2 separate regions of the Homo sapiens genome follow, and region 2 is linked to region 1. Evidence: chromatin loops called from intact Hi-C (ENCODE). Cell type or tissue: MCF 10A. All regions are shown on one strand. Links, peaks and the distances in the headings refer to the core of each region. The heading gives the core; the rest is flanking DNA. Region 1 holds the start of GLOD5 (glyoxalase domain containing 5). Region 2 holds the start of SLC35A2 (solute carrier family 35 member A2).

Evidence for each region. A loop is a pair of places that touch in the nucleus more often than their neighbours do. Peaks named below come from ENCODE experiments on the same cell type or tissue, not always from the same donor. Only the 100,000 strongest peaks of a DNase experiment are listed, where the experiment ranks them.
Region 2: a loop joins it to region 1, with 8 times the contacts of the local background. A loop is called at or near these places in 7 of 110 quality-filtered maps.

Annotation. Positions count from the first base shown.
Region 1 is chrX:48,752,937-48,765,817 of GRCh38, reverse strand. GLOD5 (glyoxalase domain containing 5) reads right to left here and starts at 4,071. Exons shown (of 4, transcript NM_001080489.3): 1 at 3,965-4,071. The coding sequence starts at 4,027. RefSeq lists a silencer at 499-793, an enhancer at 499-793 and a cis regulatory region at 3,577-4,319. In MCF 10A, for the core only: a CTCF peak has its summit at 3,823; a DNase peak (open chromatin) is centred at 3,827.
Region 2 is chrX:48,905,719-48,916,759 of GRCh38, reverse strand. SLC35A2 (solute carrier family 35 member A2) reads left to right here and starts at 5,114. Exons shown (of 5, transcript NM_005660.3): 1 at 5,114-5,214; 2 at 6,764-6,946; 3 at 10,217-10,368. The coding sequence starts at 5,124. It overlaps PIM2 (Pim-2 proto-oncogene, serine/threonine kinase), which reads left to right. Exons shown (of 6, transcript NM_006875.4): 4 at 1,368-1,740; 5 at 2,189-2,365; 6 at 2,466-3,578. The coding sequence ends at 2,629. RefSeq lists enhancers at 2,431-2,480, 4,171-4,220, 5,461-5,510 and a silencer at 5,871-5,920. In MCF 10A, for the core only: no CTCF peak of the experiment used is centred there; DNase peaks (open chromatin) are centred at 4,759 and 5,059.

The DNA of each region.
Region 1 (12,881 bases), core at 1-8,000:
AGTCAGAAGAGACCACATTGCCACTTGTCAACGCCTGTGTTTTCTTCTCCTCACCTCCCCCTACCTCCCCAATTACACTACTTCCTCCTCACCCCCCTTCAAGGGGAAAGGCCTGAGAGAATACTTACTGGTAGAGTCTTACTGCCCATGTGTGGATTCATGAGAGCCCACATGTCTACCATGACCACTTTCCACTGTTTCCTTGTTTCCTTTTCTTTTTTTTTTTTTTTTTTTTTTTTTGAGACAGAGTCTCACTCTGTTGCCCAGGCTGGAGTGCAGTGGCACAATCTCACCTCACTGCAACCTCCGCCTCCCAGCTTCAAGCGATTCTCCTGCTTCAGCCCCCTGAGTAGCTGGTACTACAGGTGTGTGTCACCACGCCCAGCTAATTTTTGTATTTTTAGTAGAGACGGGGTTTCACTATGTTGGTCAGGCTGGTCTTAAACTCAAACTCCTGACCTCAAGTGATCTGCCTACCTCGGCCTCCCAGAGTGCTGGGATTACAGGGGTGAGCCACTGCACCCAGCCTTCTTGTTCCCTTTCTCCTCTTCCAGAAGTGAAGATTAGGGGAGTGGAGACCAAGACAATGCCCTCCCCTGTTTTTCCCTAAATAGAATTCATCTCTTTTCCAAGAAGTGACAAGACACAGAGGAGGCCCAGTCCTGTGAATTGGCCAATTTTACCCAGCCCCCTCCTTTCCCATTCTGCAGCTTCAGTCACAGAGAACAAGACAAGAAGGGGGCATCTCAGAAGAAATGAAGGTTTCTGGGCGTGCGTGTTTACAGATCCACCTTGACACCCAGAGGGAGGACCACTCCCCAACCTTCCACTTTCCCGCCCTCAGCACACTTCCCATCAGATCTTTCTCTTGACTTGAATTATTTAGTAATTTGAATATTTATAGTATCTATGCTACAGGATTATAAAGCACCTGTGGTCTGGCACTATAGGCAATGGAGTATAATGCTTAAAAGAATAGATTCTAGTGGTGGCACCTGTAATCTCAGCACTTTGGAAGGCTGAGGCAGACAGATCCCTTGAACCTAGGAGTTTGAGATCAGCCTAGGCAACACAGTGAGACCCTGTATCTACAAAAAAATATGAAAATTAGGTTGTGGGGCGCTCACGTGTAGTTCTGGTTACTTGGGGGCCTGGGGTGGGAGGATCACTTGAGCCTGGGAGGCGGAGGTTGCAATGAGCTATGATCACTCAACCGGACTCCTGGGTGACAGAGCAAGACTGTATCTAAAAAAAAAAAAAAAAAAGAAGATTCTGGAACCAGATTGACGTTTAAATAATTTATCTAATTTATCTGTGCCTTGGTTTCCCCTTCTATAAAATGAGCATGATTTTATACATGTAGGATTATTGTGAGAGTTTTAAAAAAGTACTGTTTTTAAGGGCATAGAACAATGCCTAATACATATCAAGTGCTATAAAACGATTGATGATGATGATGATGTGTGGTCATCTTGTTAAAATCTAGACTCCAGTTACAATGACACCCTATCTCTACAGCCTCATCCATTGCTCTTGAACTCCAATCTACACTGTCCTTTAGCCTGTTCCTCATAAGGACCACCCTTGTACCTTTCATTTATGGGCCTTTGCAGATGGTAATGCCTGTCTCCCTGACTAGAATGTAAGCTTCATAAGAGCAGGGACTTCTGTCTGTTTTGTTCCCCACTCTTTCCCAAACAACTAGTTCAATCATATTTGTTCAATAAATAAATATCTACTGCAACAACTAGGGACAGTGCTTGGCACAAAGTCTGACTAGTTTCTATTCTGTTCGATTCGATTCCATTGGATTCCATTCTATTCTGTTCTACCCTTTGCTATTTTATTATTTTCTATTCCACTGCGTTTAGTTCCATTGAAACCAGCCCATTTTAAACAATTGATTTCACTGAGCTCCAGCTAAAAAAAATCCTGTACCATTCTATTTTCCTGAGTGGAGGAGGCATTAGCAAAGTTGCTGAGTTTTGCTCTCCCGGTGGATACAAAAGATCCACATGGACATAGGAACTGCAGAAAGAGAAAATGACCGACATTTTGGCTCCATTGAAAATAAAGTCATATGTTGAAATAAATTTTATTAACTTTCTTTTTTAATTCCCTTTTTGAGACAGGGTCTTGCTTTGTTGCCCAGCCTGGAGCATGGTGGCATGATCACAGCTCACTGCAGCCTCAACCTCCTGGACTCAAGCAATCCTCCTACTTCAGCCTCCCTAGTAGCTGGGATTACAGGTGTGTGCCACCATGCCCAACTATTTTTTGTTTTCTTTTTTCTTTTTTTTTGTAGAGGTGAGGGCTCACTATGTTTCCCAGGCTGGTCTTGAATTCCTGGGCTCAAGCAATCCTCCCTCCTCAGCCTCCCAGAGTGTTGGGGTTACAGGCATGAGCCACTGCACCCAGCCCTTATTAACCTTCTAACATCTGTAGAATCTGTCACAATACCCTGTTTATATTCCTGATATTGGCAATCCATATATTTTCTTAATTTCTCGAGAGAAAATAGACATTGCTAGTATTTTATTAATCTGTTCAAAGAATCAACTTTTAACATTGTTGGCTTTATTGTATCTTTGCTTTCTATTTCACCAGTTTCTGCTGTTATAATTTCCTTCCTTCTACTTTCTTAGGTTCCACTTGCCATTCTTTTCCCAGTTTCTTGATAGGGAAGCTCAGGTCATTGATTTTCAACTTTTCTACTTTTCTGATCTGTGCATTTAGAACTATAGATTTCCTCTAAGCACTGCTTTGGCCACATCTGCATCATTTTGATAGTCTGTTAGAAATAAACTCCACCTATTCCTCCCATTATTCTATTCTTCCCTGCCAGCTTAGATTCACTCCCCAGATCCTGCTTTGCAGACTCGGAGCTCCATCCTTGCAAATTCAAGGACGAGCAGGGATGGCTGTCTTCAATAACAGGAAGGCCAGCGTAGCTCAGAACCCAAGAGTGAGTGAGAGATAAGTGGGAGGGCAAGGCAGGGTCTGGATCCTGCAGACTCTTGGAGGTGAAGTTACAAAGCCTGCTTTATAAAATGATGATCAAGACATAGTCATCACACAAAGGACTGGGTGCAGTGGCTCACGTCTGTAATCCTAGCACTTTGGGAGGCCAAGGTGGGTGGATTACATGAGGTCAGGAGTTTGAGACCAGCCTGGCCTACATGGTGAAATCCTGTCTCTATTAAAAATACAAAAATTAGCTGGGCATGGTGACGTGCACCTGTAATCCCCTACTCGGGAGGCTGAGGCAGGAGAATCGCTTGAACCTGGGAGGCAGAGGTTGCAGTGACCTGAGATTGCACCACTGCACTCCACCCTGGGCGACAAGAGCAAACCTCGGTCTCAAAAAAAAAAAAAAAAAAAGACATAGTAATCACACAAGGCTTACTGTGTGCCAAGCCCCGTTTTACACACTCTACAAAAATATAATCCATTTTATTTCTCACCACAGCATATAAAATCCCTATAGTCAGAGTGCCCGGAACACCATGTCCTTCCTCCTTTGGCCTCCTCTACAGGGAAGTGTTCTGTCTTCCTACAGGGTCCTCTTCAAGGTCCCCTTCAGGTTGCCAGGGGCCTCTGAATTCCTCTCCTAAAGCTCAAGGTCAGCGCTGTGTTTCCTAGCCTCTCTCCACATGGCCTTAATCATGACAGCTTTGGGGGCACCCTGCGTGAGCCACCTTTGTATCTCTCCACCTGTCCCTGGCTAAACTGGGGGAGGAGCCAGCCCTCAGCCCCGGCCCAGCCCTGCACACCTGAGCACAGGGCCCTCCATGGCTTAGAGCCGGGCCTTTCCATGGGCCTCTGCTGCCCTCTGCTTGTCTCTGAAAGAGAAAGGGAGAGAGGAGGACAGGAAATGGGAGCCCGCAGAGAAGGGAAACAGGTTACTAGACCAGTTTCAGTGCCAACACCCTTGCCCCAGATCCCCAGGGGCCATCTTGTTCACCTGTTTCTCCAAAGTCCTGCCCCACATCTTGACTGGCAGCCTGGAGGGCAGATGGCGCAGCATGGCAGGGTAGGCGTCTTTGCCCAGGGTCCTCCCGACAATCCTCTGGCTCAGCGCCTGGAGATCAAGGGGCAGGAATGGGAGGGCACAGGCTGAGGACTGTGGGAGGTGACACAGGTAGGTAGTGCAAATGGAAGGACTTTAACATTAAATTCAGGGCCTCAAAATTGAAAGCTTAAAGTGGATGTGTGTAAGGGATTACTTCTTGTTAACACTGAAGGCTGGGTGCGGTGGTTCATGCCTGTAATCCCAGCACTTTGGGAGGACAAGGCACGTGGATCACCTGAGATCAGGATTTCGAGACCAGCCTGGACAACATGGCAAAACCCTATCTTTACTAAAAATACAAAACATTAGCCAGGCATGGTGGCGGGCGCCTGTAATCCCAGCTACTTGGGAGGCTGAGGCAGGAGAATCGCGTGAATCCGGGAGGCGGAGGTTGCAGTGAGCCGAGATGGCGCCATTGCATTTCAGCCTGGGTGACAGAGCAAGACTCCATCTCAATAATAATAATACTGAAAAACCACCAAGTATTAAGGGGATCTTTATTCTAGCGTGTGATGCCTCTGGTCTACTTAGGGGTATGTCTCCAAAGTGTGAGATCTGTGAGCTGTTTGAGAGTGTGTGTCAGGGGTATGAAGTTGTGAGCTATCTGAGTTAGAGTATGACTGCTCTGACCCATTAGGTGTCTGTTTCCAAGCCAAGATCCCTGAACTCTTAAGAGTTCTGAGCCCCTTGGTCAAGCACGGTGGCTCACGCCTGTAATCCCAGCACTTTGGGAGGCCAAGGTGGACGGATTACTTGAGGCTGGGAGTTCGAGACCAGCCTGGCCAACATGGTAAAGCTCCATCTCTACTAAAAATACAAAAATTACCCAGGCATGGTGGTGTGCACCTGTAGTCCCAGCTATTCAGGAGCCTGAGGCAGGAGAATAGTTTGAACCCGGGAGGCGGAGGTTGCAGTGAGCCGAGATCGCGCCATTGCACTCCAGCCTGGGTGACAGAGTGAGACTCTGTTTAAAAAAAAAAAAGTTCTGAGCCCCAGGGTGTGATGTTCCTGAATTATTTTGGGGGATGAGTTTTGGGGGATGAGATTTGCAGTCTTCCTCCTCCTCCCCACTCACCCTTCACTCACCCTCACCTTCCGCTGCTGAGAGTCAGAGAACATTCATCAGCCCAGTTGCTGTTCACTTTACCCTGAGCAGAACTCCCCCATCTCCCTTACAGGTTACTTGTCTGGCCCCTGGAGCATGTGAGTTTGAGATTTTTGTTTCTAGTTACCCCCAACACAAACACTTTGTGTTGTGGATATTGTTTTGTTTTTGTTTTTTTTTGAGACAGTGTCTCACTTTGTCACCCATGCTGGAGCCCACTGGCGCCATGATGGCTCAGTGCAGCCTCAAACTCCTGGGCTCAAGGGATCCTCCTGCCTCAGCCTCCTGGGTAGCTGGGACTACAGGTGTGTGTCACCACGCCTGGCTAATTTTTGTATTTTTAGTAGGGATGAGGTCTTGCTATGTTGCCTACAATTGGCCTGCTTTGGCCTCCTGAAGTGTTGGGATTACAGGCGTGAGCCACCGTGCCCGGCCAGATATTGTTTTTAAGCATATGATTTTCCTTTAAAAAGAGTTACACAAATAATATGTGAATACAGGTTTGTATAAAAGATTTGAAAAACAGGCTGAGGGTGGTGGCTCACACCTGTAATTCCAGCACTTTGGGAGGCTAAGGCGGGTGGATCAATTGAGATCAGGAGTTCAAGACCAGCCTGGCCAATATGGTGAAACCCCCATCTCTACTAAAAATACAAAAATTAGCCGGGCATGGTGGCACGCAGCTGTAATCCCAGCTACTCGGGAGGCTGAGGCACAAGAATCACTTGAATTGGTGGCAGAGGTTGCAGTGGGCTGAGATCGTGCCACTGTACTCCAGCCTGGATGACAGAAGGAGACTCTTTCTCTCGAAAAAAAAAAAAAAAAAAAAGATTTGAACAACACATCAGTACATGGACTCTAGCAATCATCTCTATCCCCATTCCCCCAGAATGACCACTGGGGTCAGATTCTGGTGTTTCCTTCCAGATACAGTTCCCTGTGTTTCCATAGTGTGTGTGTGCGCACACTACACACATGCACTAGGTCACTGTAACTGACTCCCCCTTGCTTTTCCCTGCCTATAGCACATCCTGTAGAAGATAACCCCCACCCTTGCAGGTACACACAAGTCCCATCCATTCTGTGTCACGTCCAGTGGGCACTCTGTGCTGTAACATGAACCCTCATTATTCGTTTCACTCTGCAATAGTCCTTGGGTATCAGTGAACATTTACAAGATTTTCCTGGTTGTTTGTTCCTACCAGCCTTGTTCCCACAGCTCTGTGCACATGTCTGAGTACTAGAATTAGAAGTGGAATTGCTGGGTGTATTAGAGTTCTCCAGAGAAACAGAACCAGTAGGAGAAACAGAACCAATATGTAATATATTACAAGGATTGGCTCCTGTGATTTTGGAAGCTGAGAAGTTCCACAATATGCCATCAGCAAGCTGGAGACCCAGGAGAGCCAGTGGTGTTGTTCTGAGAACCAAAGGGCTGATGGTGTTGGCTGGGCATGGTGTCTCACGCCTGTAATCCCAGCGTTTTGGGAGGCCAAGGTGGTTGGATCACTTGAGGTCAGGAATTCAAGACCAGCCTGGCTAACATGGCAAAACCCCATCCCTACTAAAAATACAAAAATTATCTGGGCGTGGTGGCGCACACCTGTAATCTCAGCTACTCAGGAGGCTGAGGCAGGAGAATCGCTTGAACCTGGGAGGTGGAGGTTGCAGTGAGCCGAGATTGTGCCACTGCACTTCAGCCTGGGTGACAGAGCAAGACTCTGTCTCTAAAAAACAAAACAAAACAAAACAAAAAAAGGGCTGATGGTGTAAGTACCAGCCAAGGGCAAAGGACTGGTGTTCTACCTCAAGCAGTCACGCAGAGAGCAAATTCCACCTTCCTCCGTCTTTTTTGTTCTATTCCAACCTTCAGTGGATTGGGTGATGCCCATTTACAATGGGCAGAGCCATCTGCCTTACTCAGTCCAACAATTCATATGCTAACCTCATCTGGAAACACCCTCACAGATCCACCCAGAAATAATATTCAACAGGGCACCCTGGGTCCCTATCAAGTTGACACAAAATTTACCATCACAAGTCCACCCCTTATTAACTGTCCTTTTCCACTGTCCTTCAGAGGTGTCTCAGAAAGGGGCCATAGTGCTTCAGCTGTCCACTTTCAGAGTGTGCCTGCATAACATGCAGAATCATCTGTAAACCAGGCCCAAGTCTTCTCTTCCTCTGTCAACTAATTGTAGGGAACTCCCCATGAGGCCACAGTTGCAGGCTGGGAGAAAGGAGGCAAGGTAGAAGGAGTGGGGACCATGGGCATTTAGGCCTCTTCCTCATGTAACTTACTTGTGTCTTCAGGGCCTGCTTAGGCCCCATCACATATTTCCCATTTCCATTCGACGATGGAGCACTGCTGGGCACACCGACTCTTGGTTAGTCAGGTAACACCCAGTTCATGATGGGCAGGAATGATGTAACTTGGTGGCCCATGGTCAAGTATTTAGTTTCTACTAAGACCCAGTAGCAGACCAAGAGCTGTTTCTCTCTCTCTCTCTTTTTTTTTTTTTTTTTTGAGACAGGGTCTCACTTTGTCACCCAGGCTGCACTGCAGTGGCACAATTACAGCTCACTACAGCCTCGACCTCCTGGGCTCAAGCGATCTTCCCACCTCAGCTTCCTGAGTAGGTGGGACTACAGGCATGCACCACCCCACCCAGCTATTAATAATTTTTGTATTTTTTTGTAGAGATGGATTTTTGCCATGTTGCCCAGGGTGGTCTCGAACTCCTGTGCTCAAGAGAGAGATGTGTTGGCCTCAACCTCCCAAAGTGCTGGGATTAAAGGAGTGATCCACCACACCCAGCCAAGAGCTGTTTCTCAAAAGGAGGGTAGTTATCTGCAGAGAATAGCAGGGCTTTGCTCCAAAATCCTAAAGGAGGCTCACCAAATTTCATTTGGGGGGCTGAGACGTGTGGATTGCCTGAGCCCAAGAGTTCGAGACCAGCCTCGGGAACATTGGGAAACCCTATCTCTACAAAAAATACAAAAGTTAGCCAGATGTGGTGGTGCACACCTGCAGTCAGTCCCAGCTACTAGGGAGGCTGAAGTGGGAGGATCACCTGAGCCTGAAAGGTCAAGGCTGCAGTGAGCTGTGTTGTGCCACTGCACTCCAGCCTGGGTGACAGAGCAAGACCCTGTCTCAAAAAATAAAATAAAACAAAATCCTAGAGGGCTAGGCTATGACTAACTTATAGCGGCCTGCCAAGAGCTCCAAACAGTATCCCTATCTGCCACTGTCACTTCAAGCACCACTGGATCTCCTGGGTCCTATGGCCCAAGTGGCAAAGTAGCTTGCACAGCAGCCTGGACATGTTGCAGAGCCTTCTCCTGTTCTGGGCCCCACACAAAACTTGCAGCTTTTCAGGTCATTTGGTAAACGGGCATGTGTAACATACCCAAATGAGGAATGTGTTGCTTCCAAAATCCAAATAGGTGTGCCAGGCATTGTGCCTCTTTTTTGATTGTAGGAGGGGCCAGATGCAACTACTTATCCTTCATCTTAGAAGGAATATATTGGCTGGGTGCAGTGGCTCACGCCTGTAATCCCAGCACTTTGGGAGGCTGAGGCGGACGGATCATGAGGTCAGGAGTTTGAGACCAACCTGACCAACGTGGTGAAACCCCATCTCTACTAAAAATACAAAAATTAGCTGGGCATGGTGGCGTGTGCCTGTAATCCCAGCTACTCAGGAGGCTGAGGCAGGAGAATCGCTTGAACAGGGAGGTGGAGTTTGCAGTGAGCCGAGATTGCATCATTGCACTCCAGCCTGGGTGACAGAGCGAGACTCCATCTCAAAAAAAAAAAAAAAAAAAAAAAGAATATGTTGACAGACCTCACACCACTGGACTCCTAGAAATTTCACTGAGGTAGAAGATCCCTGAATTTTTGTTGAATTTATTTCCTACCCTCTGACACAGAAATTTCTCACCAATAAGTCTAGAGTAGTTGCTACTTCTTGCTCACTATGTCTACTCAGCATAATATCATCAATGTCATGGGCCACTGTGATACCTGTGGAAGGGAAAGGCAATCAAAGTCCTTGTGGACTAAATTGTGACATAGGGCTGGAGAGTTGATTGATATACCACTGAGGCAGGATGGTGACAGAGTACAGCTGGCCTTGCCAGTTCAAAGTGCTTCTGGTAGCCTTATGGACAGGGATGGAGAAAAAAGGCCTTTGCCAGATCAAATAACTGCACACCAGGTACCAAGGGATGTGTTAATTTGCTCAAGCAATGCAACCACCTCTGGTACAGCCGCTGCAGTTGGAATTACCACCTAGTTAAGCTTACGTTAAGCTTAAGTCATCACCTGGCTAATCCACTGTCATTCTGCAAGATCCATCTGTCTTCTGCATAGGCCAAATAGGAGAGTTGAATGGGGATGTGGTAGGAATCACCATCCCTGCTTCCTTGAAGTCCTCTGCAATCCCTCCAGAAATGCAGCAGGTCCCCTTCATTCTGTATCATGTCCAGCAAGTGCTCTGTGGAGCGACATGAACCTCCATCATTCATTTCACTCTGCAACAGTCATTCTTTATAAATGGACATTTACAAGGTTTTTCTGATCTGCTCCCACCAGCCTTGTGCACACAGCTTTGTGCACATGTGTGAGTGTTAGAGTTAGAAGTGGAATTGCTCAGGTCAGGCGCAGTGGCTCATGCCTGTGATTCCAGCACTTTGGGAGGCTGAGGCAGGCGTATCACCTGAGGTCAAGAGTTCAAGACCAGCCTGGCCAACATGGTGAAACCTCGTCTCTACTGAAAATACAAAAATAAGCCGGGTGTGGTGGCAGGCACCTGTAATCCCAGCTACTCAGGAGGCTGAGGCAAGAGAATTGCTTGAACCTAGGAGGTGGTGGTTGCAGCGAGCTGAGATCGCACCATTGTACTCCAGCCTGGACAACAGGGCAAAAACTAAAAAAAACTAAAAAAAACTAAAAAAAAAAAAAAGAAGTGGAATTGCTGGATCAAGTTTCATTCATTCAACAAACACCTAATGTGTGTGTACTGTGTGCCCAGCACTGTTCTAAGTGCTGGCCAGACAACAGAAAATAAGGCAGACAAATGTCCCTGCCCACATGGAGCTGGGGGTAGTGGGGAGAGTGTCCAATATTGATTTCTGTAGATGCTTCACAAGGTCCTAGAAGGTTTTACTCTCATCAGGAATGCATTTCCTGATTTCCTCCCCACTACTCTCTATGGGGTGGGGCCTGCAGCAGGGGGTTGGCTTCCTTGATCTTTGCTCCCTACAAGCTGTGCAGGGTCTGATGCTGGGATGGTCTATTTGGGGATGTGCATGCACATATATGTGTATGCAGGTGGGCACCTGTGTGTGTACATGTGGTTGGGAAGTGGGGGATGGAAATTGAATGGTCCACTGGAGAGACAGAGGGGCAATAGGAATAGAAGAGACCACTTAATGGTGTTGGAGGGAGCTTGGGACAAAATGATCCATTGAATTGAGGCATGAACAGCCCCTCACAGGTCGCACCACAGAGGGTGTGCAGGAGTGGCGGTGGTGAGGAACTTAGTACTGTCTTGGAACCTGCTGTTGTGCAATTGTTGTGTGTATACTCCTGGGATCGATCACACGACTGTTGTGTAGACAACCTTGCAGTCATAAAGACAGGGGTGTGGATAATCCTGGAGTCACAGAGTGGGGTGTGAGCACTCCTGGGGTCACACAGATAGAAGTGTGAATGCCACCTGAGGCAGCACACACTGGCATGTGGACAGCTGTGGGTTACTCAGATGGGGTTCCAGACATTCCAGGAGTCTCACACACACTGCAGAGCGGACACTCCAGGAATCACACACACTGGAGAATGCACACTTTCGGGGTCACACAGAGGGGGATGCAGGCACTTCTGGGGTCAGATTGACTAGGGTGTCAACACTCTTGTTGTCAAACAAACTGAGGGGTGGGCAGTCTTGGGGTCCCAATGATTGGAGTGTGGACATTCCCAGGGTCACATAGATTTGTATGTGGACATTTCCCACGTAGACCGGGAAGCAGACACTCCTGAGTCATCCAGACTGGCTAGTGGACATTCTTAGGGTCACATACACGAGGATGTGGACATCCTAAAGGTCAGATAGTCTGGGGTGTGCACGTCCCTGGGTTCACACAGATTGGAATGTAGAGCCTCTTGGGGCCTCTCGGACTGGAATGTGGCCACTCCTGGGCTCATACAGCCTGAGGTGTGGGCAATTGTGAGGTCACCTAGAGTGCTGGCCGGTCACAAAGATGGGGGTTTCGACATCGCTAGAGTCACTCAGACTGGACTGTGGACAGACTTGGGGTCATATAGACAGAGGTGTGAACACTCCAAGGGCCACCCATACTGGAGAGTGGACACTTCCAGGGTCACACAGGGGGTTTGGGACACTCCTAATATTAAACACACTGGGCGGCAGGCACCCCTGAAATCACACATTGTGGACCAGGTACTCCTAGTGTTACACAGACTGGGGTGTGGACACTCCTGGGGCCACAGTGACTAAGGGGGGGACAGTCCTGTGGTCACGTAGGCTGTGTTAGGAACATTCCTGCAATCTCAGTTTTAGGGAAGTGGATATTCCTGTGGTCCAAAAAAAAATGATGAATTGGCACCCCTGGGGTCACAGACTGAGTTGTGGATGCTGCCGTGGTCACCCAGGATAGTCATGGACACTCCTCGGTATGCAGATTTGGGAGTAGATACTGCTGAGGTCACAGCAGCTGCAGTGTGGGGCGGCCCTCGGGTTACACAGACTGGAATGTGAATTATCCTGGGCTCACACAGATCAGGTGTGAACATCGCTGGGGTCTTGTAAATGGAGTAACACACCCTGGGCAGTGTGCTTCCTGGGATCACATAGGAAGGGCAGCAGACTGTCATGGGGTACTACACATGGGGGGTCAGCACTCCCGTGGGTCACTCACATGGGGGTTTGAACACTCACACACACTGAGTTGTAGACCTTCCTGGGGTCACACAGACTGGCTGTATACTGCTGGTGTCACACAACTTTGGAGGTAGGCACTCCTGGGGCCACACATACTGGCATGTGGACACAACTGTAGTCACACAGATAGGGGTTTGGACACTCCTAGAGTCACACACCCTGCGGTGGGGACACCTCTGTCATCACAAGAGTGTGAACACTCATGTCATACAGACTGGTAAGTGGACACTCCTGGGGTCAGACAGACTATGGGGTGGACAGCTGTGCTGTCACACAGAATGAGGAGAGGGTGCCCCTGGGGTCACACACATTGGGGAAGGAATGATGCTGGAGGTGCACATTCAGGAGTCACTGACGAAAGGGGGGAAAGTTTGAATATCACCTAAGCAGTGCACATGACACATGGGTTCTAGAATGTGGGCTTCACTTTTCATCAATGTGGAAGACCCACAGCCTGCCTCTTTTCATGGACATTGAGGATACCGGAGGAAGAGAAACATCTGGAATCTATTGCTGGGAAGGTCTGCAGTGCCTGGGACCTTGGGCTTTTCACTGCTCTTCAGAACTGATTGTACTCAGTTGCTTTTTTTTTTTTTTTAATCTGTTAAATGGGGATCACTGGCTTCCTGCTTCCCTCACCAGGACATTTTGAGGATGAGGTGAAGTTCTCAGGTTAAAACTGCTTTATAAAGTAAAGCACCCTCTGGATGAGGAGGCCTGAGACTCTTCCTAAAATTCA
Region 2 (11,041 bases), core at 452-8,451, 150 kb before region 1:
TCTCCTGCCTCAGGCTCCTGAGTAGCTGGAATTACAGGCACCCGCTGCCATGCCCGGCTAAGTTTTACGTTTTTAGTAGAGACCGTGTTTCACCATGTTGGCCAGGCTGGTCTCGAACCCCTGACCTAGTGATCTGCCCGCCTTGGGCCTCCCAAAGTGCTGGGATTACAGGCGTGAGCCACCGCGCCCGGCCTCTAATTTTGTATTTTTAGTAGAGACGGGGTTTCTCCATGTTGGTCAGGCTGGTCTCGAACTCCCGACCTCAGGTGATCTGCCCGTCTCGGCCTCCCAAAGTGCTGGGATTACAGGCGTGAGCCACTGCGCAGGGCCACATTTAGGCTTTTTATTGGCTGGTTCTAGGTGCTTGGTGATGCTGACAAAACACATGATAACACTAAGTCCTTTTGTGCTAGGTCCTTTGTAATAAATCACTCAGCTGTTTAACAAATTAGGTATATTGACCACCTACTATATGACAGACATAATTCTAGACACTCAGCAAAGTATTACATAAGTATTGAGAGCTCATTTTGTGCTAGGTCCTTTTTTACTAATTGTTTTCACCTGTTTAACAAATATTTATTCAGCCCTACTCTGTTAGCAGCCACTGTTCTAGTGCTTCATATACGTCCGTGAACAAAACAAACCATTACACAATAAGTGTTTATTGAGTGCTAACTGCTTGTCAGAGCCCATGCTATTAAGTGCTGTCATCTGTTTAACATTTATTGATCACCTGTGTAAGGTACTATTCTAATCTGGGATATGTCAGGGAACAAAACAAAACACATAATGGTGGTGCTGCTTCTGCTGAAAGCCTTCAGTTGATAACCAGATTTTTCTTTGTATTTTTGCTTGTTTGTTTTGAGACAGCTGGAGTGCAGTGGTGTGATCTTCACTGCAACCTCTGCCTTCTTGGCTCAAGCGACCCTCCCACCTGAGCCTCCCAAGTAGCTGGGACTACAGGTGCATGCCACCAAGCCTGGCTAATTTTTGTGTTTGTGCCATTTTGCCCAGGCTGATCTTGAACTCTTGGGCTCAAGCAATCCACCCACATCAGCCTCCCAAAGTGCTGGGATTGCAGGGATGAGCCACTGTGCCTGGCCGAACTTCTTTCGTTTATTCAAATGTTTATTGATCTACGACATGCGAGATTTGTGCAGGCTCTTTGCTGGTTTCACCCTCTCAATCGCTGTGTGAGTTTGTGTCTTTAGGGAAAGTGAGGCCCAGGAAGGGAAGTGAGTTGCTTAGCGACACACTGTCAGGAAAAGGGGCCCTGAGTTGAGCTTAGGTAAAAAGCCTCAGAGCTGTTGCCCTGACATCTGTCTTTTTTCTCTCCCTGCTTCCCACCCCACCTGTGCCCCCAGTCAGACTCAGTCACATGCCCACTCGAAGTCGCACTGCTATGGAAAGTGGGTGCAGGTGGTGGGCACCCTGGCGTGATCCGCCTGCTTGACTGGTTTGAGACACAGGAGGGCTTCATGCTGGTCCTCGAGCGGCCTTTGCCCGCCCAGGATCTCTTTGACTATATCACAGAGAAGGGCCCACTGGGTGAAGGCCCAAGCCGCTGCTTCTTTGGCCAAGTAGTGGCAGCCATCCAGCACTGCCATTCCCGTGGAGTTGTCCATCGTGACATCAAGGATGAGAACATCCTGATAGACCTACGCCGTGGCTGTGCCAAACTCATTGATTTTGGTTCTGGTGCCCTGCTTCATGATGAACCCTACACTGACTTTGATGGTAAGGCTTCTCTAAATCTCCCTGGAGGGATTGTTTTTACTTGATGGCCTTGTGACCTTTGGCCTCCAGTGGTGGGGTGTCCTGTAATCCTTGACCCATACTGCATTATATAAGATGATCGATTGCTAATACTGGGGATTCTCAGCCTTGCCCTCTGATAAAGTCCATCTTTTAATGGTGTGCTAACCTTATTCTGGGCTCCTATTCTGGTGAGGGGATCCTGTTACCATCCTGAGTATTCTTTCTCTGGTAAGGGGATCCTGTTACTTTTCAGTGCTTTTATTCTGTTGAGGGGACTCTGTTATTTTAGCTGCTTTTTATCTAGTGAGGGGACTCTGCTTTTATCTTGAGTGCTCTTAATTGTGGTGAGGCCATCCTTCCTGGAGAGTTTGGGGTTGGAGAAGGGCATCATGAGATTGAGTTGGTCTAACCCCTGGCTTGTGTGCAGGGACAAGGGTGTACAGCCCCCCAGAGTGGATCTCTCGACACCAGTACCATGCACTCCCGGCCACTGTCTGGTCACTGGGCATCCTCCTCTATGACATGGTGTGTGGGGACATTCCCTTTGAGAGGGACCAGGAGATTCTGGAAGCTGAGCTCCACTTCCCAGCCCATGTCTCCCCAGGTGAGGCCTCACTGACCCCAGCCCAGAAGACTCCATCCTTCTCAGGGACCAGTACCCCCTACTGACTGCTAATCTTCCCTCTCTGCTTCTTGGCCTACAGACTGCTGTGCCCTAATCCGCCGGTGCCTGGCCCCCAAACCTTCTTCCCGACCCTCACTGGAAGAGATCCTGCTGGACCCCTGGATGCAAACACCAGCCGAGGATGTACCCCTCAACCCCTCCAAAGGAGGCCCTGCCCCTTTGGCCTGGTCCTTGCTACCCTAAGCCTGGCCTGGCCTGGCCTGGCCCCCAATGGTCAGAAGAGCCATCCCATGGCCATGTCACAGGGATAGATGGACATTTGTTGACTTGGTTTTACAGGTCATTACCAGTCATTAAAGTCCAGTATTACTAAGGTAAGGGATTGAGGATCAGGGGTTAGAAGACATAAACCAAGTCTGCCCAGTTCCCTTCCCAATCCTACAAAGGAGCCTTCCTCCCAGAACCTGTGGTCCCTGATTCTGGAGGGGGAACTTCTTGCTTCTCATTTTGCTAAGGAAGTTTATTTTGGTGAAGTTGTTCCCATTCTGAGCCCCGGGACTCTTATTCTGATGATGTGTCACCCCACATTGGCACCTCCTACTACCACCACACAAACTTAGTTCATATGCTCTTACTTGGGCAAGGGTGCTTTCCTTCCAATACCCCAGTAGCTTTTATTTTAGTAAAGGGACCCTTTCCCCTAGCCTAGGGTCCCATATTGGGTCAAGCTGCTTACCTGCCTCAGCCCAGGATTCTTTATTCTGGGGGAGGTAATGCCCTGTTGTTACCCCAAGGCTTCTTTTTTTTTTTTTTTTTTTTGGGTGAGGGGACCCTACTCTGTTATCCCAAGTGCTCTTATTCTGGTGAGAAGAACCTTACTTCCATAATTTGGGAAGGAATGGAAGATGGACACCACCGGACACCACCAGACACTAGGATGGGATGGATGGTTTTTTGGGGGATGGGCTAGGGGAAATAAGGCTTGCTGTTTGTTCTCCTGGGGCGCTCCCTCCAACTTTTGCAGATTCTTGCAACCTCCTCCTGAGCCGGGATTGTCCAATTACTAAAATGTAAATAATCACGTATTGTGGGGAGGGGAGTTCCAAGTGTGCCCTCCTCTCTTCTCCTGCCTGGATTATTTAAAAAGCCATGTGTGGAAACCCACTATTTAATAAAAGTAATAGAATCAGAAGCGGCTGGCCATTTGTAGGTGTGAGGCTTTTATGGAGCATCTACTGTGCACTGAGACAGACTGTCCCTCTGCTTTGTCCTCAGGAAGCCACAGTCTTATGTTGCCATCCTAAAGAGCTTTAAGGATTCTTGAAGCTGCACCACACACACACAAAAAAATCTTGATTCCCCTGCCCCTGATCTTATGCAGTGCCCAGTATGTGCAGAAGGGTTCTCTGTTGGAGATACTGTGCATATTGAAGGTGTTTAGGGCACATCCCCAATCAAGATGGCTATCTCAGAAGCAGAAAAACTACCTTCCCTGGCACCCCAGGGGAATGAAGAAGCCCTTTCCCCTGTTGCAGAAGAAAAGCCCTGTCAGGGTACTGGCCAGGGCGGGGCTGGGGTTGGGCGCTGACTGGAATCTGTCCAGGGTGTAGTCACCTGTTTTGCTCTTTATCTTTAGCCTCTTCCCCCATCTTTACCCTTACATACCCATCCCTCTAATTTCTCCTTCAACACTTGACTTACCTGGCCTACCCTATTCCATGTTGGTTTCACTTGTTCCGACCTGAGTTGTTCCCTCTCTTGCCCTGCTTATTTGTCTCGGTTCAGTATAAACTCCGCCTTCCGGGTTCCAGCGGTTCTCCTGCCTCAGCCTCCAGAGTAGCTGGGTACAGGTGCATACCACTAAGCCCGGGTAATTTTTTTTTTTTATTTGAGACGGGGTTTTGTCGTTTTGCCCAGGCTGGAACTCCTGAGCTCAGGTGATCGCCCGGCTCAGCCTCCCAAAGTGCTGGGATTACAGGCGTGAGCCACCGCCTCTGGCCCGGACTCTTGCCCTGCTTCCAAATGCTAGCTAACCTGTGAGCCTTTCGCCTGTCCCCTTTGCCATCCTCAGTGGTGACTCACTTGTCTTCCCTTATGTGCGTCAACTTTCCTTTGCATTTTCACTTGTTTATCCTCACCTGCTCTGCTTTTATCTGCTAGCTTAACATTCCTGACTCGCACCTGATGCCAGTACGCCCTCACCCCGACCCCGCCAGGTCAAAGTTTCTTCGTCCCCAGATTCCCGTGTGCTCTCCAGGGGGCGAGGCCTCTCTGGAAGACGGGAAAGCGGAATTTCAGTCCAACCATGAAGCACCTGGTAGTTTCTGATACGGAAAGGGCGGCGCCTTATGGAGAAGCTGCCAATAAAGAGCCGAGATGAAAGGGGTGGCTGAACCAATGAGTCTAGGAGACAAGATCGGGGGATGATCTGGAAAGCGCGATCAGTGAAGCGGACGAACGGCAGGATAAGGCGGGTCTAGTGACAGGAATGGGCCGATGAAGCTCTGTAGGGATGGTGGGTAGGCCGATCGGGCCGTGTCCCCGGCCTCCCGATCCGACGGAATTTGGAAATCCCGGGGCTATTCATACATTGAGCTTTTAGGAGCGGAGGAGAAAAGCCACCACCCTGACGATCCCGGCTCTCGCTCCACCTTCACTCAGGTGGCCCGGCAGCGGAAGTGACGAACGCGGAAGTGGTTTTTCTGTTGCCGAGGGGACGGGCCGGGCAGATGCCAACATGGCAGCGGTTGGGGCTGGTGGTTCCACCGCGGCGCCCGGGCCAGGGGCGGTTTCCGCGGGTGCATTGGAGCCGGGGACCGCCAGTGCGGGTGAGACAGTCTGCCCGAGCAGTCGCATGGGAGGCGGAGGTCGGGATCGCTGGGAGTCGGGAATGTTCCTCACTAAAGTGAGAGGGAGCATCCCGTGTGGACCGACGTGTGTGTGTGTGTGTGTGTGCACATTGTCAGTGTGTTGGGGGCGGGGAAGAGAACATTCTGAGAGTGATTGTGGGATCCTTCCGCATATGGAGAGTAGAGACCATTGTGAGTGTGGTGGGTAATTCTTTTTGGGAAGGCTAAGGCCACCGAAACCATTCTGAATATGTGGAGTCCTTCCGTGTGGAAGAGACCATTCTGCGGGTGTGGGAGTTCCTCACTGAAGAAGGGGGAGACTATTCTGAGGGTGGTGGTTCCTTCCTTATAAAGGGACAGAGACTATTGTGAGTTAGGGTGGGGCGAGTCCTTCTTTATGTGACTAGAGAGGGTCCATTTTGAGGATGGGGGTGTCTTTCATTATGTGCGGAGGAGACCGTTCTGGGGGCTCCCTCCTAATGGAGGTAGAGTTCATTGTACATTCGGGTGGGAGGGCTCATCGTTATATGGTGGAGAAAGAACGTTCTGAGAGTGCCGGGTCCTTCCTTATAGCAGAGAGAGCTCATTGTGAGTGTGGGTAGAGCAAGGAAAAATTCATTAGCTAGAGGGTCCGTGTGCGGTGGTGGGAGGGCAGACCATGTGGAGTGCAGGGAAGTATTTCCTCATCTGGTTGAGGGAGCCAGACCTTTCTTGGTGGGATAACCATTCCTGATACAGGATTCAGTCCCTGGGAGCATGTGGGAATCATTTCTTGTATTTAGTAGACTATTCTGGTTCGAGAGGAACCAGTTGTCACAGGAGTGAGGGGTTGGAGAGACCATTCTGGGTATGAGGAGGATCATTCCATATGGGATGTAGGCCATTCTCAGTGTGAGGGAATCGAATCATTTCTTAGATAGGAGAAAGACCGTTCTTAGGGGGTGAACATACCTCATACAGTGGCCTCATTCCCTGCATTGATGTGTTATTCTTTACATGAGACAGTCCCTCATTAAACAGGAGCATCATTTCATATAAATTCTCAGTTTGCTAATCCATAAATGGGAATCCTCGCAGTTCTTTTGGAGATGACAGTGATATGAGTCTATTGAGGTAATCCATAGAAATCCCTTAACCCAGTGATAGGCATACAGTAAACACTCAATAAACGTGGAGAATGTAGTTGTCGGTATTCTTTCTGGGGAAGAGTTGCTTCTCACTTGGGAGGAAGCCGAGGCGCGTGGCCAGGGTTTGCCTCAGCCATTACCTGACACCTCAGTAAGGATTCCAGGTATGGACTGGGACAGGGTGGGGCCCATTTCTCCCTTCTGGCTCTTCCTGCTCATGGCTGAGGCAGTAAGCCGGTAGGAGTCAGACCCTTATTGGGTGAGGGCAGGCAGGCTGAGGGAGCAAGTAGCCATGGCTAGGAGGGTCCTGGGTGAGAAAGAAAGGGGGTGGGTGGTGGTGTGGCTATGCCCCAGCGGCTTCTGACCCCGTCCTTCCCCCTTGCCCCTTCCGTTCCCCACAGCTCACAGGCGCCTGAAGTACATATCCCTAGCTGTGCTGGTGGTCCAGAATGCCTCCCTCATCCTCAGCATCCGCTACGCCCGCACGTTGCCAGGGGACCGCTTCTTTGCCACCACTGCTGTGGTCATGGCGGAAGTGCTCAAAGGTCTCACCTGCCTGCTGCTGCTCTTCGCACAGAAGAGGGGTACGAACCAGGGATGGGGCTGCACTGGGGTCGGTGGGTGAGACTCCACATGTATGTGTGTGTGTTCACACAGATGGTTTGCTTCAGGAGTGTCTCCAAATCTCAACCTGCCTGGAGCGCCACTCCAGCTATGCGTAGCGGCATCTTACACTTTTCTAGCCCTAACAGCCGGGTAGCCGGCCTGTGTGGGCTGTAGGAGTGAGATTGCCAATGCTTATAAAGTAGCAGGGATCTCTCACATGTGATTTAGCTTCATATTATGGAGAATTCCGAATACATGCAAAATCAGAGAGAATAATCAAATAGTAAAATATCCATGTACCCATCCCCCAGAGTCAGCAATTAGCAACTCATGGCCGCTTTAAACAACATCAGTGATTGTTCACTCACTGCCAATCTATATGTCTACCTACGTCCTTATCCTCTTATTATTTTTAAGTAAATCCCACACGAAGTAATATTGTATGGAAGTAAATTCCCCTGAATTATCTTGAATAAATGTAGCTGGGATTACAGGCACGTGCCACCACGCCCAGCTAATTTTTTTGTATTTTTAGTAGAGAAGGGGTTTCACCATGTTAGCCAGGATGGTCTCGAACTCCTGACCTCGTGATCCGCCCACCTCAGCCTCCCAAAGTGCTGGGATTACAGGCGTGAGCCACCAGGCTGGCCTTGTTTGGTATCTTCTAAATCTGTTAATCTCTAGGGGTTTTTTGGTCTTTGCAATTAATTTGTTGGAGAAAACAGGTCATTTGTTTTGTAGACTTTGGGTAGTCTGGATTTTGCTGACTGCCTCCCTAAGGCAAATATTCTCAAAAATTTAACAAGTATTCTGTCTTCTACATCTCTTGTAAATTGGAAGTTGGGTTTATCTGCTAATTTCAACATCTCCCTGAAGGCCTTCTACTTTGAAGTGTTGCCCAATTGTTTCTCTAAAAAGGTCTTGCATAAGTAAAGGGATGGAGATGAATTATGCACCTTTGCCCTTTGTTTACATTGAAGAGAATATTCTCACCCACCTGTTAACTCCAGGTTAACAAGAGACCTGCTCTTACCTTTGTTAACTCTGTGAACAGTGTAGGTGTGAACACTGCCTCAGGCCGTGGGGGTAGATGGGTTAGCAATGCAGAGGAGCAGCTTGTCCTCATTGCTGATGGAAGATGGAAATAACAGATAGCCACAGACTTAATCACAGGCCTTCATCTCTTAGCCACAATTTCAGCACCCCTCTCTCCCCTGCCCGGAATTTTTTTCCCCTGAATTCGAGTTTGGAGACCAGGAGTGCACAGGGTTTGGTGAATGAACATCAGTAGGAGTTCCTGGGACAACCTTGTTCAGTGTTTGAAGAAGTTTTGCCTGTGGAGTGACACCCAGCTGTGACTTAAAAGATGAACTGCTGGCTGGGCGTGGTTGCTCACGTCTGTAATCCCAGCACTTTGGGAGGCCGAGAGGCAGGTGGATCACAAGGTCAGGAGTTAGAGACCAGCCTGGCCAAGATGGTGAAACCCCGTCTCTACTAAAAATACAAAAATTATCCAGGCGCGGTGGCAGGTGCCTGTAATCCCAGCTACTAGGGAGGCTGAGGCAGGAGAATTGCTTGAACCCGGGAGGCAGAGGTTGCAGTGAGCCAAGATCACACCACTGCACTCCAGCCTGGGCGACAGAGCAAGACTCCTCACCCACCCACCCCGCCCCGCCAAAAAAAAAGATGAACTGCCAAAAAGTGGGGCGAGCTTTGCAAAGGCCTTGTTACATAGGAAATGATTCTCATGTTTTTTGTTTGTTTGTTTTGAAATGGAGTTTTGCCCTTGTTGTCTGAGCTGGAGTGCAATGGCACGATCTTGGCTCACTGCAACCTCCGCCTCCCGGGTTCAAAAGATTCTCCTGCCTCAGCCTCCTGAGTAGCTGGGATTATAGGCGCCTGCCACCACACCCGGCTAATTTTTGTATTTTTAGTAGAGACGGGGTTTCACCACGTTGGCCAGCCTGGTCTCGAACTCCTGACCTCAGGTGATCCACCCACCTTAACCTCCCAAAGTGTTGGGATTACAGGCGTGAGCCACTGCGCCCAGCCCGATTATCATGTTTTCACTGGAGCAGGTCCCAAGCGGACTTCTGCTTAATGGTCAAGCCTGCATTCATCCATGTGGCAGAGGCAACTCTGTGTCTAGGGCTGACAGAAAGATGCAACAAGGGGGAGATGGCCCCTGCCCTCAGACGGCACATGGGTCAGTGAGGAGCTAGGATAAGTCTAAAAGTCTAGACTATGCCTGGTGTGGTGGCTTACACCTGTAATCCCAGAACTTTGGGAGGCCGAGGTAGGCGGATCACGAGGTCAGGAGATCAAGACCATCGTGGCTAACACGGTGAAGCCCCATCTCTACTAAAGATACAAAAAATTAGCTGGGAGTGGTGGCACGCGCCTGTAGTCCAAGCTACTTGGGAGGCTGAGGCAGGAGAATGGCTTGAACCTGGGAGGTGGAGCTTGCAGTGAGCCGAGATCGCGCCACTGTGCCAAAAAAAAAAAAAGTCTAGACTAAACTCTTCTGTGTGGGAGACAGCCCTCCACCCCAGCTCCTAGGGCTTCTATTTCATAAGCTCCAAGTTAATGATGGTTATTTCTTTCTTTCTTTTTTTTTTTTTTTGAGATGGAGTCTCACTCTGTTGCCCAGGCTGGAGTGCAATGGCATGGTCTCAGCTCACTGCAACCTCCACCTCCCAGGTTCAAGCAATTCTCCTGCCTCAGCCTCCCAAGTAGCTGGGATTACAGTCGCTTGCCACCACACCTGGCTAATTTTTGTATTTTTAGTAGAGATAGGGTTTCAGTGTTGTTGGCCCAGCTGGTCTTGAACTCCTAACCTCATGAGCCACCTGCCTTGGCCTCCCAAAGTGCTGGGATTACAGGCGTGAGCCACGGCACCTGGCCTAATGCTGGTTATTTCATTGTACACAAATATATTGAGTATTGAGTGCTTTCCCTGAATGGGGCTCTCTGCCAGGGAGGTAGGCTCTAACATGAGTGACATGCTCTGTGATTAGCAGACACGGATGGCTGATTCTTTTGCTGCCATTAAACTGAGTCTCAGAAAAGCTTGCTGGAAACATGGTTGTACTCTAGGGAAAACCAAGATCACATACTTCATTCCAGCCTCCAGGGATTGGACAGCAGGGTGGATGGGGGAGTCACAGGAGCAAGGCCTGTTCCCAGCCTTCAGGGGTTCCCCATGTATGGCTGTCAGTGCTAAGAAGGGCTCTCCTCCTCCCACCTAGGTAACGTGAAGCACCTGGTTCTCTTCCTCCATGAGGCTGTCCTGGTGCAGTATGTGGACACGCTCAAGCTCGCAGTGCCCTCTCTCATCTACACCTTGCAGAATAACCTCCAGTATGTTGCCATCTCTAACCTACCAGCTGCCACTTTCCAGGTGAGCCCCAAGCCCAGCATGGCCCCAGAGGAACTAACTGGGTTGGGGACTGGAGTATGGGAATAGCGTGGTGGGGGGGTGTTGCAGAGGACAGGGGCTATGTCACCTTCAGAATGTCCTTGGAACTCCTTCAACCTCCCTTTTCTCGTCTGTGAAAATTGGGGGTGGAAATAGTAATGCCTGTTCACTGAGATGCTAGGATACTTAAAAGAAATAATACCTGTGAAGAGCCCTTGATTGGTGACAGATAAGCTTTAGGCTATTTGTGGGCAGCTTTGTGAAATGGTTAAAGAGCCTGGATTCTGGGGCCAGGCTGTCTGGGTTCAAATCTCAGCTCTGCTACCTTCCAGCTGTGTGATTTTGGGGCACGTCACCTAACCTCTCTGTGCCTTAGTTTTCTCACCTTTAAATTGGGGCTTACAGTGGTGCTCACTTCAGAATGGTGTTGTGAGAATTAAATGAATGAATTCACGTGCAGTGCCTAGAACCACACTGATATATTGTAAGCACTATGTAAGTATTTGCTGACATTGTTGTGGCTATTGATTCATTTGTATCAAGTCCCTCATCACAAAGATACTTCCATACCTCAGCCATCTTTTATAGATGATGATGCCAGGGCTCAGACAGGGCAAGTGCTTTGTCCCCAGTCACACAGCCAGGAAATGGGATT